2 separate regions of the Homo sapiens genome follow, and region 1 is linked to region 2. Evidence: chromatin contacts called from ENCODE Hi-C or POLR2A ChIA-PET data. All regions are on one chromosome and are shown on one strand. The core of a region is the stretch at or near the end of the contact, and the rest is flanking DNA. Distances in the headings are between cores, read along the strand shown. Region 1 overlaps CLIP1 (CAP-Gly domain containing linker protein 1). Region 2 has its middle 32 kb from the start of CLIP1.

Region 1 (6,742 bases), core at 3,799-6,298, 99 kb after region 2:
TTTTTTTTTTTTTGTAGAGAGAGGGACCCACTGTGTTGCCCAGGCTGGTCTCGAATTCTTAGGCTCAAGCGATCCTCTTGCCCTGGACTTCCAAAGTGTTGGGATTTACAGGCGTGAGCCACTGCTCCCAGCCTCTCTTTCTCTTTGACTTCAAATAATTTTAGGAAGTGAAGTGTTTTGAGAAAAGGTGTGTTAATAGGATTTTAATGTTAATACAACCTGACCTACTGGAAGCAGTTAGTGTGTGAAGTGTCCCTGACTTGAGCCAGAGGACACTAAAGGGAACTCTTGGAGCTGGAAGAGGATACTAGGAAAGCCTGTTTTGATTACTCTCTTCTTTCCTCTTCTTCTCCTGGTCCCTTTCCCTCTCTCCCTCTTTTTCCTGTTTAGAGCAGTAAAAATAGAATCACTAGCATTAAAATAGGCAACACCTCATTCTGTTTATTAAGGTGTTATTTTATTAGGGTCAAAGCCCTGCCCATAAGTTTATTACCTAGAAGTGGGGCAAATACTGTTTAAGTTAGAAATGGCGGCATCAGACTTTCCTCAGACTGAGTTCAGGTCTCCGCTGGGTGGTGGGGAACCGCAGACCAGGAGCTAGGATGTTGCGTTGTGCTGCGGGGAGGAGGTGGTTAGCCCAGGATCTCACGGTGCCTGCTCTTCCATTGTCGTCGGGCAGAGAAGGGACAGGTGCTGAAATCTTCACGTGGGGCTGTGCTCCTCTGCCAGCCATCTAGGCTTCCTTCCTCTATGTTCAGGTAGAATAAGTACTGCTCAGAGCATTTCCATTTGCGCATAAAGAGGAAGCCTGCATCTTCAACAGAAAAATTACTTTTATGAGAAAAGCATGACAAGAACAATGAAATGGAGAAGAGCCCCAAACCCCTGTGTTCAGACAGAGCTTTGTTTAATGTGGGTCAGAAACTCTGATAGGGACAGCTTGCCTCCTTTGCTGTTCTAGGAACAATTCCATGGGAGGGTCTATTCTGGATTAGGAATTCTTTCTTGAGTAATTTTTATTACCTTTTAATTGTGTCCATTTCTTTGGGAAATAGCAAGCTCTCCCTGCTCCCGCCAATCTCTCCTCTTACTTTTTGGACCAGTTCTTGTACCTCTTAGCTCACCTCATTCAGTGAAAATTGACAAAAGAGACGTGAGTTTCTGTACCTGTGAGACAGCTTATTTTTGTGTCTTTATGGTTTCTAAGCCAAAAATCACCATAAAATAGTATGACAAAGATAGAGAAATTGAAAGTGTCATTTCAGTTACTTTGCTCAGAAATGTATTTCTGTTTTAGAAAAACAAAAATTGAAAAAAATTTAATTCATTCTTTATTTGTTTTTATTTTTATTTTTTATTTTTTTGAGATGGAGTCTTGCTGTTGCCCAGGTTAGAGTGCAGTGGCACGATCTCAGCGCACTGCAACCTCTTGTCTCCCGGGTTCAAGCGATTTTCCTGCCTCAGCCTCCCAAGTAGCTGGGATTATAGGCACACGCCACCATGCCCGGCTAATTTTTGTATTTTTAGTAGAGACGAGGTTTCACCATGTTGGCCAGGCCAGTCTCGAACACCTGACCTCAGGTGATCTGCCCGCCTCTGCTTCCCAAAGTGCTGGGATTACAGGCATGAGGCGTGAGCCACCACACCTGGCCAATTCATTCTTTTTTTTTTTTTTTTTTAAAGTCAACTATTTATTGAGGAAATACCATGTGCCAGACAATGTAATAAGCATTTTACAAAGTTATCTCATTTTATCTTACATTTTATCAAACAATCCTATGAAATATATACCCAATTTACAGATGAGAAAACTGAGGCTCAACTGAAGTCAGGTAGCTCACTGAAGGTAAAATAGCTAAGAAGTGATGGAGCTAAGACTTGTATACAGAAACTGGACCTTAAGTCATTATGCCATACTGCCCCCTTCCATATCTAACTCAATATTTCAACAAGTGGTTTTTTTTTTCTTTTTTCTTTTTTTTTTTTTAATTGTTCATTCTTGGGTGTTTCTCGCAGAGGGGGATTTGGCAGGGTCATAGGACAATAGTGGAGGGAAGGTCAGCAGATAAACAAGTAAACAAAGGTCTCTGGTTTTCCTAGGCAGAGGACCCTGCGGCCTTCCGCAGTGTTTGTGTCCCTGGGTACTTGAGATTAGGGAGTGGTGATGACTCTTAACGAGCATGCTGCCTTCAAGCATCTGTTTAACAAAGCACATCTTGCACCGCCCTTAATCCATTTAACCCTGAGTGGACACAGCACATGTTTCAGAGAGCACAGGGTTGGGGGTAAGGTCACAGATCAACAGGATCCCAAGGCAGAAGAATTTTTCTTAGTACAGAGCAAAATGAAAAGTCTCCCATGTCTACCTCTTTCTACACAGACATGGCAACCATTCGATTTCTCAATCTTTTCCCCACCTTTCCCCCCTTTCTATTCCACAAAACCGCCATTGTCATCATGGCCCGTTCTCAATGAGCTGTTGGGTACACCTCCCAGACGGGGTGGTGGCCGGGCAGAGGGGCTCCTCACTTCCCAGTAGGGGCGGCCGAGCAGAGGCGCCCCTCACCTCCCAGGCGGGGCGGCTGGCCGGGCGGGGGGCTGACCCCCCCCACCTCCCTCCCGGATGGGGCGGCTAGCCGGGCAGAGGGGCTCCTCACTTCCCAGTAGGGGCGGCCGGGCAGAGGCGCCCCTCACCTCCCGGACGGGGCGGCTGGCTGGGCAGGGGACTGACCCCCCCATCTCCCTCCCGGACGGGGCGGCTGGCCGGGCAGAGGGGCTCCTCACTTCCCAGTAGGGGTGGCCGGGCAGAGGCGCCCCTCACCTTCCGGACGGGGCGGCTGGCCGGGCGGGGGGGGCTGACCCCCCCCACCTCCCTCCCGGACGGGGCGGCTGGCCGGGTGGCGGGCTGACCCCCCCCACCTCCCTCCTGGATGGGGTGGCTGCCGGGCGGAGACGCTCCTCACTTCCCAGACGGGGTGGCTGCCGGGCGGAGGGGCTCTTCACTTCTCAGACAGGGCGGCTGCCGGGCGGAGGGGCTCCTCACTTCTCAGACGGGGCGGTTGCCAGGCGGAGGGTCTCCTCTCTTCTCAGACGGGGCGGCCGGGCAGAGACGCTCCTCACCTCCCAGACAGGGTCGCGGCCAGGTAGAGGCGCTCCTCACATCCCAGATGGGGCAGCGGGGCAGAGGCGCTCCCCACATCTCAGACGATGGGCGGCCGGGCAGAGACGCTCCTCACTTCCTAGATGGGACGGCGGCCGGGAAGAGGCGCTCCTCACTTCTAGATGAGATGGCGGCCGGGCAGAGACGCTCCTCACTTTCCAGACTGGGCAGCCAGGCAGAGGGGCTCCTCACTTCCCAGACGGGGTGGCGGCTGGGCAGAGGCTGCAGTCTCGGCACTTTGGGAGGCCAAGGCAGGCGGCTGGGAGGTGGAGGTTGTAGCGAGCCGAGATCACGCTACTGCACTCCAGCCTGGGTACCATTGAGCACTGAGTGAACCAGACTCCGTCTGCAATCTCGGCACCTCGGGAGGCCGAGGCTGGCGGATCACTCGCAGTTAGGAGCTGGAGACCAGCCCGGCCAACACAGCGAAACCCCGTCTCCACCAAAAAAATACGAAAACCAGTCAGGCGTGGCGGCGCGCGCCTGCAATCGCAGGCACTCGGCAGGCTGAGGCAGGAGAATCAGGCAGGGAGGCTGCAGTGAGCCGAGATGGCAGCAGTACAGTCCAGCTTCGGCTCGGCATCAGAGGGAGACCATGGAAAGAGAGGGAGAGGGAGACCGTGGGGAGAGGGAGAGGGAGAGAGGGAGAGGGAGAGAGGGAGAGGGACCCAATTCATTCTTTAATAACCAGAATGACTTCATGTTACTGTGTGCGCTGCTGTTGGGCTCTACACATCTAGTCAAGCCTTGGAATCTGATTTCTCATCACCAACCTCATTTCCTGTGCATGTTGATTTTTGCATCATACTTTCATTTTCGTCATGGGAATAGCCAAAACCCAGCTTTGAAAGTACATGATGTTATTGAAAGGACTGTAGGACAATCTAATGAGACTGAATTGCCTCAAACTAGTAGTTTGCACAGAGTCCAGCAGATGTCGCTGTGTTTCTCTTGAAATTTTAAAACATCCTACAGTGCACTGGTGAGTTTGCTCAGCACCCTGGGGCATCTCTGCACATGGTTTGGGAACCACACATTTAATGTATTCAGGAAGAAATATTAGCAAGAGAAGGTATAATTTAGCTATATAATGAAATTGGAAGGTCAAGGTCAAATGGTTAAAAAAGACAACAGGAGTTTCTTCCTGGTATGTTTAAGTAATTTCAAGAACAAAAGGTTGATTCTTTTGTAGTTCTCAAGTTGCCGAGTTATTAATTGAGGAAAGATCCTCGCTGTAAGTCTGCATCCTGTGCATCTTGCAGTAAGGGCCTAGGGAAACCGATGAAGAGAAGAGCTTTCAGGCGACAGCTGCAGCAGCTCTGACTGCAGAAGATGAAGTCAAGGCTGACTTGATCTGGAGCCAGCAGTGGCTGAGCAGATGGCCTTTGGCGCGGTGGCTCACACCTGTAACCTTAGCACTTTAGAGTTCGAGAACAGCCTGGCGAACATGGCAAAACCCCGTCTCTACTAAAAATATAAAAATTAGCTGGGCGGTAGTGGTGCACGCCTGTGATCCCAGCTACTTGGGAGGCTGAAGCAGGAGAATCACTTGAATCCAGGAGGTGGAGGTTGCAGTCAGCTGAGATCGCACCACTGCACTCCAGCTAATTTTTGTATTTTTAGTAGAGATGGGGTCTCATCATCTTGGCCAGGTCTCAAACTCCTGGCCTCAAGTGATCCACCCGCCTTGGCCTCCTGAAGTGCTAGGATTACAGGCATGAGCCACCGCACCTGGCTGATCTCTTTACGTTGATGTATTCTTTGTGAGATTTATAGACAGAAGGCACACACTGTCTTGTGTTTTTGAGGAAGCCTTTCCTAATCCTGGCCAGCCTGCCAGCTGGAGCAGCGCCCTTGCTTTGCCGAGCAGATGCCCGCCATGCATGCATCGCGCCTCCCTCGCTTTTCTGACAGCATCATCGCCCTTCATTTCTCTAACTTTCCTTTACAGTTGACTGAAACCTCCTCCCGTTACGCCAGGAAGATCTCCGGTACCACTGCCCTCCAGGAGGCCCTGAAGGAGAAGCAGCAGCACATTGAGCAGCTGCTGGCGGAACGGGATCTGGAGAGGGCGGAGGTGGCCAAGGCCACGAGCCACGTGGGGGAGATAGAGCAGGAGCTAGCTCTGGCCCGGGACGGACATGACCAGGTGAAGTCTGGACCTTGTTGCGGAGATGGTGATGGTTTCTAAAGCCACTGAGGAGCCGAGAAGCATGCCCGGTGCTTGGCACCGAGGAGCTAGACTTGAGAGCACAAGAAATGGGTGTACATTTCTTTGCTGTGCTTGTTTGAAAGCTACAGTCTGGGGTGCCAGTTTCCATGATCACAGAGATGAAGTTTTGTTCTTGATTCGACCTTAGTGTTTGGTCTTTGTGTCCGGGTCTTTTGGCCTGTCTGTGTTAGGCCAGCTTGGTTACTAGGGCCTTACCAATGATTGATTATAGCTGCTGTTTGTGGATTACTCTTAATATGTGTTTCAGCTTCAAAAAAGATGAGAGGTGTTTTAACATTGTTCTTTATCACTTTCATCATCTATCTTCCAGGAAAGCTGTTGAGAATAACCTATTAAAATAGAGAAAGCTTTTTAACATAAGGTTTTAGAGTAACGCCCACCCACCATGGTGACCCACAGCTCTTTGGAGAAGTATCACTGGGTCTGTATCTGGGTCAGAAATAGTCCATTTACCGACATTCTTGCCTTCCCCAGCATGTCCTGGAATTGGAAGCCAAAATGGACCAGCTGCGAACAATGGTGGAAGCTGCTGACAGGGAGAAGGTGGAGCTTCTCAACCAGCTTGAAGAGGAGAAAAGGTGACCCCAGACTGTTTCCTGGTGCAAGTGTGGCCTTTCCCCCTTTTTTTTTGTTTTTGAGACAGAGTCTAGCTCTGTTGCCCAGGCTGCAGTGCAGTGGTGCAATCTCAGCTCACTACAACCTCTGCCTCCCAGGTTCAAGCAATTCTCCTGCCTCAGCCTCCCAAGTAGCTGGGACCACAGGAATGTGCCACCACGCCTGGCTAATTTTTTGTATTTTAGTAGAGATGGAGTTTCACCATGTTGCCTAGGCTGGTCTCGAACTCCTGAGCTCAGGAGATCCATCTGCCTCAGCCTCCCAAAGTGCTGGGATTACAGGTGTGAGCCACCGCGCCCAGCAGCCTTTTCATTTTCAATGACCTCAGAAGAAAATTTCCTATTAATAATCATGTTGGTATCAACCCTTAGAACCAAAGGAATGACTATGTGTCCAGCAGAAGGTGAACTCTGCCATACTGTGTGAAGAGCGTCTGCTTTGATTTGACTTTTTTCAATAAGTTTGGAATCATTTAGACATGGCCTGATTGGGCGCAGTGACTCACGCCTGTAATCCCAGCACTTTGGGAGGCTGAGGCGGGTGGATCACTTGAGGTCAGAAGTTCGAGACCAACGTGACCAACATGGTGAAACCCCGTCTCTACTAAAAATACAAAAATTAGCCAGGCCTGTTGGCGGGCGCCTGTAATCCCAGCTACTTGGGAGGCTGAGGCAGGAGAATTGCTTGAACCCGGGTGGCAGAGGTGGCAGTGAGCCGAGATCGCGCCACTGCAC
Region 2 (6,485 bases), core at 3,057-5,556:
CACAGCGAGACCCTGTCGCACACACACACATACACATGCACGCACACGTACACATGCACGCACACACGGCCGGGCACAGTGACGCATGCCTGTGATCCCAGCACACTGGGAGGCTAAGGCAGGTGGATCACTTGAGGTCAGGAGTTTGAGACCAGGCTGGCCAATATGGTGAAACCCTGTCTCTACTTAAAAAAAAAAAAAATTAGCTGGGTATGGTGGTGCATGCGTGTAGTCCCGGCTACTCAGGAGGCTGAGGCAAAAGGATCACTTGAGCCCAGGAAGTGGAAGTTGTAGTGAGCCGAGATCACGCCACTGCACTCCACCCTGGGTGATGGGAGTGAAACACTGTCTCAAAAAACAAACAAACAAAAACCAAAAGTAGGTGGTTTTTATTAGTTTCCTAGGTCTGCTATAACAAACTACCAAAAACCTGGGTGGATTTGAAGAAGAGAAATGTATTGTCTCACAGTTGTGGGGCTGAAGTCTGAGGTGAAGGTGTCAGCAGGGCCCTGGTCCCTCTGAAGACTCCAGGGGAGAAACTGTTCCTTGCTCCCCTCCCAGCTTCTGGTGTCCCCAGGCATTCATTAGATTGCATATGCACCCCGTCCTCCCTGTTCCCATGGATTCTCCCTTTATGGCATCTGTCCTGTGTGTCCACACGTGTCTGTGCCCAAACTTCCTTTTCAGAAGGTTCCCATCATATTGGAGTCAGGCCTACCCCCACTGACCTCCTCAATTACTTCTGTAAAGACCCTGTTTCCTAAGATCCCATTCCAAGGCGCTGGGAGGCAGGACTTTTTTATTTTATTTTATTTTTTGAGATGAAGTCTTGCTCTGTTGCTGGAGTGCAGAGGTGCGATCGCGGCTCACTGCAGCCTCTGCCTCCCAGGTTCAAGGGATTTTCCTGCCTCAGCTTCCGGAGTATTTGGGATTACAGGTGCTGGGTACTATGGCAGGCTAATTTTTGTTATTGTTAGTAGAGACAGGGTTTCACCATTTGGCCAGGCTGGTCTTGAACTCCTGACCTCAGATGATCCGCCCACCTCAGCCTCCCAAAGTGCTGGGATTACAGGCGTGAGCCACCGCACCTGGCCCAGGGGCAGGACTTTAACATATCTCTTTGGAGGGCACACAAGCCAACCCATAACAGGGGTCCAAAAGTGGCACAGGGTCGCTTGCTGGGGTCAACATGATGGTTCTAGGACCAGTCATTACACCTGTACTTCAGTGTATAGGGGAAAAAAAACTGTATTTTTAAATTTATTTTATTTTTTGAGTCAGGATCTCCCTAGGTCACCCAGGCACGAGTGCAGTGACCTGATCACAGCTCACTGCAGCGTCAACCTCCCACCTCAGGTTCAGGTGATCCTCCCACCTCAACCTCCCAAGTAGCTGGGACTACAGGTGTGCACCACCATGCCTGGCTAATTTTTGTATTTTTAGTAGAGATAGGGTTTTACCATGTTGCACAGGCTGGTCTCGAACTCCTGACCTCAAGTAATCTGCCCGCCTTGGCCTCCCAAAGTGCTGGGATTACAGGTGTGAGCCACCACGCCTGGTCGTATTTTTTGAGACATGGTCTTGCTGTGTCACCCAGGCTGGAGTGCAGTGGTGTGATCGTAGCTCACTGCAGCCTTGACGTCCTGGGCTCAGGTGATCTTCCCACCTCAGTCTCCTGAGGAGCTGGGACCACAGGCGCACACCACCACACCTGGCTTTTTTTTTATTTTTATTTTTGTGGAGACAGGGTGTCACTATATTACCACTGATCTTGAACTCCTGGGCTCAAGCAATCTTCCCAAAGGATCCTCCCTCAGCCTCCCAAAGTGCTGGAATTACAGGCGTGAGCCACTGCTCTCAGCCTAGCAAATGGTTTTCTCTATAACACTCAACACTTCCAGCACCAGATGTGTGGGGTTTTTCCCACACCAACCCCCTCTTCAACTCTCCAGGCATCAACTGGGGGTTCCACAATTCAACTATGACACAAATGACGTGAGCTTAGAGCAGACCCCACAGGCTTAGTATCACAAGACTTCCCCCCATTTCGGTTGCCAATCTCAAGTAGTGGGTCCCTAGTTTACTCAGACTTCTGTCTGACTTGACTACAAATCGAGGCTCCCATGACCCCTTTTCTAGGTCCAATAATTTGCTATGATGGCTTACAAAACTCAAGGAAACATTTTCAGTTACTAGTTTATTATAGAGAATGTGATAGAGGATATACCTGGCCAGCCAGATGAACAGGTACATAGGGCAAGGTGCAGAAGCGTCTGAATACAGGAGCTTCTGTCCCCGGGGAGCAGGGGTGCGCCACACCCCCAGCATGTGGGCGTTTACTAGCCTGCAAGTTCAGAGATTTTTATGGAGATTTTCTTTCTTTCTTTCTTTCTTTCTTGAGACGGAGTCTCGCTCTTTCGCCCAGGCTGGAGTGCAGTGGCACGATCTCGGCTCACTGCAAGCTCTGTCTCCCAGGTTCACACCATTCTCCTGCCTCAGCCTCCCAAGAAGCTGGGACTACAGGCGCCCGCCACCACGCCTGGCTAATTTTTTGTATTTTTTTTTAAGTAGAGACGGGGTTTATCCATGTTAGCCAGGATGGTCTCGATCTCCTGACCTCGTGATCCGCCCGCCTCGGCCTCCCAAAGTTCTGGGATTACAGGCGTGAGCCACTGCGCCCGGCCTTTCCTTCTTTCTTTTTCTTTTCTTTTTTCTTTCTTTTTTTTTTTTTTTTTGAGACGGAGTCTCGCTGTGTCACCCAGGCTGGAGTGCAGTCTCGGCTCACTGCGAGCTCCGCCTTCTGGGTTCACGCCATTCTCCTGCCTCAGCCTCCTGGGAGTAGCTGGGACTACAGGCGCCCACCACCACACCAGGCTAATTTCTTTGTATTTTTAGTAGAGATGGGGTTTCACCATGTTAGCCAGGATGGTCTTGATCTCCTGACCCGGTGATCCGCCTGCCTTGGCCTCCCAAAGTGCTGGGATTACAGGCGTGAGCCACTGCGCCCAGCCTTTTTTTTTTTTTTTTTTTTTTTTTTTTTGAGACAGCATCTTGCTCTGTCACTACTCAGGCTGGAGTGCAGAGGCATGATCACGACTCACTGCAGCCTCAACTTCCAGAGGCTTAAGTGATCCTCCTGCCTCAGCCTCCCAAAGTGCTAGGTTTACAGACTGAGTCCCCACACTCTGCCTTTATGGAGACTTCTTCATGCAGGCGTGATCCATTATTAACTTAATCTCCAGCCCTTTCCCCTCACCCAGAAGACGGAGGGTGAGGCTGAAAGTTTCAGGATGCTAATCATGGTTTGGTCATTCTGGTGACCAGCCCCCATCCTGAAGCTATCCAAGAGCCCACCAAGTTTGGCTTCATTAGAACAATAGGTCTTCCTGTCACCCAGAAAATTCCAAAGGATTAGGCGCTCGTATTAGGAGACAGGGTCAAAGACCAAATGGTAGAACGAAAGATGCTCCTAACATTTTTTGCTTTAGAAACTGCAAAGGTTTTAGGAGCTCTGGCCAGAAGCCAGGGGCAACAAAGATCAAAATGTATATTTCTATTTTTTTTTTTTTTTGACACAGAGTCTCGCTCTGTCACCCAGGCTGGAGGGCAGTGGTGCGATCTTGGCTCACTGCAGCCTCCGCCTCGCGGGTTCAAGTGATTCTCCTTCTCAGCTTCCCGAGTAGCTGGAATTACAGGCATGTGCCACCATGCCCAGCTAACTTTTGTATTTTTAGTAGAGACGGCGTTTCACTGTGTTGGCCAGGCTGCTCTCAAACTCCTGGCCGAAAGTGATCTGCCCACTTTGGCCTTCTAAAGTGCTGGGATTACAGGCGTGAGCCACCATGCCCGGCCTATTTCTTATTATGTCACAATATCACATCCTATCAGCAGGAGGGAGAAAAGAAAGATAAATGTTTGCCCTCTCCCTTTAAGAAAACTGCCTGGACTGGACACTGTAGCTCACCCCTGTAATCGTAACTACTCGAAGGCTGAGGCCGGAGGATCGCTTGAGCCCAGGAGTTCAAGTTTGCAGTGAACTGTAATCATGCCACTATACTCTAGCCTGGGCAACAGAGCAAGCCTCCATCTCTTACACACACACACACACACACACACACACACACACACACTTCCAAGAGGTTGCATGGGCTACTTCAGCTTGGCCAGAACTTATTTTCATGGCCATCCCTAATAACACAGGAAGTTAGGAAATGTCTTCATTCTGGATGTCACATGGCAGGAAGAATCAGATACAGGAAGAGGGTAGAATGGCTTTGAGGGGGGCGGGACTTCTGGTAGTCTCTGCTTCAGTCTTTGAAAATGGAAGCACAGTAGTGAATGTTATAGTTGACTGTGCAATACTCACTTTACCCTGATCATGGTATATTCAGGGTGGACAGACCTGGGCCCATCTGGGCCCACCTGGGCCAAGGAGATGCATGCCAGAGGGTGCGTGTGTGCGTGCACGTGTGTGTGTGCATGCACACGCACACTTAGAAAACCATAGGAAAGGCCAGGAGCAGTGGCTCACACCTGTAATCCCAGCACTTTGGGAGGCCGAGGCAGGCGGATCACCTGAGTTCAGGAGTTCGAGACCAGCCCGGCCTAAAGGGCGAAACCCCGTCTCTACTAAACATACAAAATTAGCCAGGTGTGGTGGCGCAGGCCTGTAGTCCCAGCTACTAGGGAGGCTGAAGTAGGAGAATCGCCTGAACCTGGGAGGCAGAGGTGGCAGTGAGCCAAGATTGCACCACTGCACTCCAGCCTGGGGAGACAGAGTGAGACTCTGTCTCAAAAAAAAAAAAAAAAAAAAAAAGCAAAAGCAAAAGCAAAAGCAAAGCAAACCACAAGAAAGCATGAATAGGAAATTGTCAGGCCTCTGAGCCCAAACTAAGCCATCATATCTCCTGTGCTGCACGAATACATCCAGATGGCCTGAAGCAACTGAAGATCCACAAAAGAAGTGAAAATAGCCTTAACTGATGACATTCCACCACTGTGATTTGTTTCTGCCCCACCCTAACTGATCAATGTACTTTATAATCTCCCCCACCCTTAAGAAGGTTCTTTGTAATTCTCCCCACCCTTGAGAATGTACTTTGTGAGATCCACCCCCTGCCTGCAAAACATTGCTCCTAACTCCACCGCCTATCCCAAAACCTAAAGGAACTAGTGGTAATCACGCCACCCTTTGCTGACTCTCTTTTCGGACTCAGCCCGCCTGCACCCAGGTGAAATAAACAGCCTTGCTGCACACACAAACCCTGTTTGGTGGTCTCCTCACACAACGCATGAGACAGAAATGTATCATATATCATATCCATTGCTCTGGCAACCATCTTACCTTAGGATGGTTGAATGAAGGATGAAGCCACCTCCGCAAATGGCAGAGAAAGAGAAGAAAAGATTTTGGGTGCTTGAGAAATTTAGCGGCTTGAGCCACTACATCAACCAGCCCTGAAGCTGAACCGTGTTGCAAACGTCCTGTTTTGTGAGCTAATGAGTCTCCTTATTGTCTCCGCTAGTCTGAGTTAGACCAGCTGCTGAAATCGTGATAACTGATGTAAACTCTAATAAAATGTAAGGTAATTTTTGACCAGCAGAGCATAAACCTCAACATCTGACTGGTCCCAGCAGATTTAGGCACCCTTATCTCCTTTTAGCTTTAGGAATTTCATTTGGGATTCAAATGGCTTTATCTGACAGGAACATATGCATAGCTGTTTCCAGGTAGGCTCTGATGGCCTGTATTTGATGGAGTAAGATTGGTTTTACATTTAAGAAAGGTTAAAGTAGAGGGGAACAGGCATTCTCATACATTATTGGTGGGGATATAAATTGGCTCACTCTTTTTTGGGAGGGTAATTTTTTTAAAAATGTAAATGTACATATTTTAGATTCAGTGGTTCTAATCTAAGCATTAATCCTACAACTATGTTTGTAAAAGCACACTGTATGCGCTTCAGATTCAAGCTTCTTGGTAAGACAAAAAACATTTTTAAGAAGAAAAGAAATACGAGTATACTATATATGCACCCAAGGCTGTTTATTGTGGCAATGTGTGTAGTAGCAAGTACTGAAAATAACCTAAATGTCTATTGGTAGGAATCTGTTGAAATCATAGCACACTATGATCTTACAACGCAATGGTTTAAAAAAATGAGGAGGCTGGGTACAGTGGCTCGCGCCTGTAATCCCAGCACTTTGGGAATCTGAGGCAGCAGGATCGCTTGAGCCTAGGAGTTCAAGACCAGCCTGAACGACATGGCAAGAACTCATCTCTAGGGAAAAAAAAAATTAAATAATTTAAAATATGGGGCCAGGCGTGGTGGCTCATGTCTATAATCTCAGCACTTTGGGAGGCCGAGGCAGGTGGATCACCTGAGGTTGGGAGTTCGAGACCAGCCTGGCCAACATAGAGAAACCCCGTCTCTACTAAAAATACAAAATTATCCTGTAATCCCGCATACCTGTAATCCCAGCTA

Evidence for each region. A loop is a pair of places that touch in the nucleus more often than their neighbours do. ChIA-PET counts read pairs that join two places held with the same protein, here RNA polymerase II (POLR2A). Pooled maps may share reads with other maps.
Region 1: a pooled map shows a loop between it and region 2 (4-fold over the local background). The contact joins two enhancer-like sites. A Hi-C loop is called at or near these places in 3 of 50 pooled maps. POLR2A ChIA-PET finds 5 or more read pairs at or near these places in 9 of 52 experiments (AG04450, B cell, OCI-LY7 and 5 more).

The regions. Positions count from the first base shown.
Region 1 is chr12:122,353,682-122,360,423 of GRCh38, reverse strand. CLIP1 (CAP-Gly domain containing linker protein 1) reads left to right here. Exons shown (of 26, transcript NM_001247997.2): 6 at 5,112-5,309; 7 at 5,868-5,971. Among named protein-coding and RNA genes, the nearest start is that of CLIP1-AS1, 38 kb to the left of the region's middle. Within about 2 kb of position 5,048, at least 3 of the 41 ENCODE cell types and tissues checked have a DNase peak (open chromatin) inside an H3K27ac peak, as active enhancers do.
Region 2 is chr12:122,451,877-122,458,361 of GRCh38, reverse strand. No RefSeq gene overlaps it. Among named protein-coding and RNA genes, the nearest start is that of CLIP1, 32 kb to the right of the region's middle. RefSeq lists enhancers at 172-221, 242-301, 332-381. Within about 2 kb of position 4,306, at least 7 of the 41 ENCODE cell types and tissues checked have a DNase peak (open chromatin) inside an H3K27ac peak, as active enhancers do.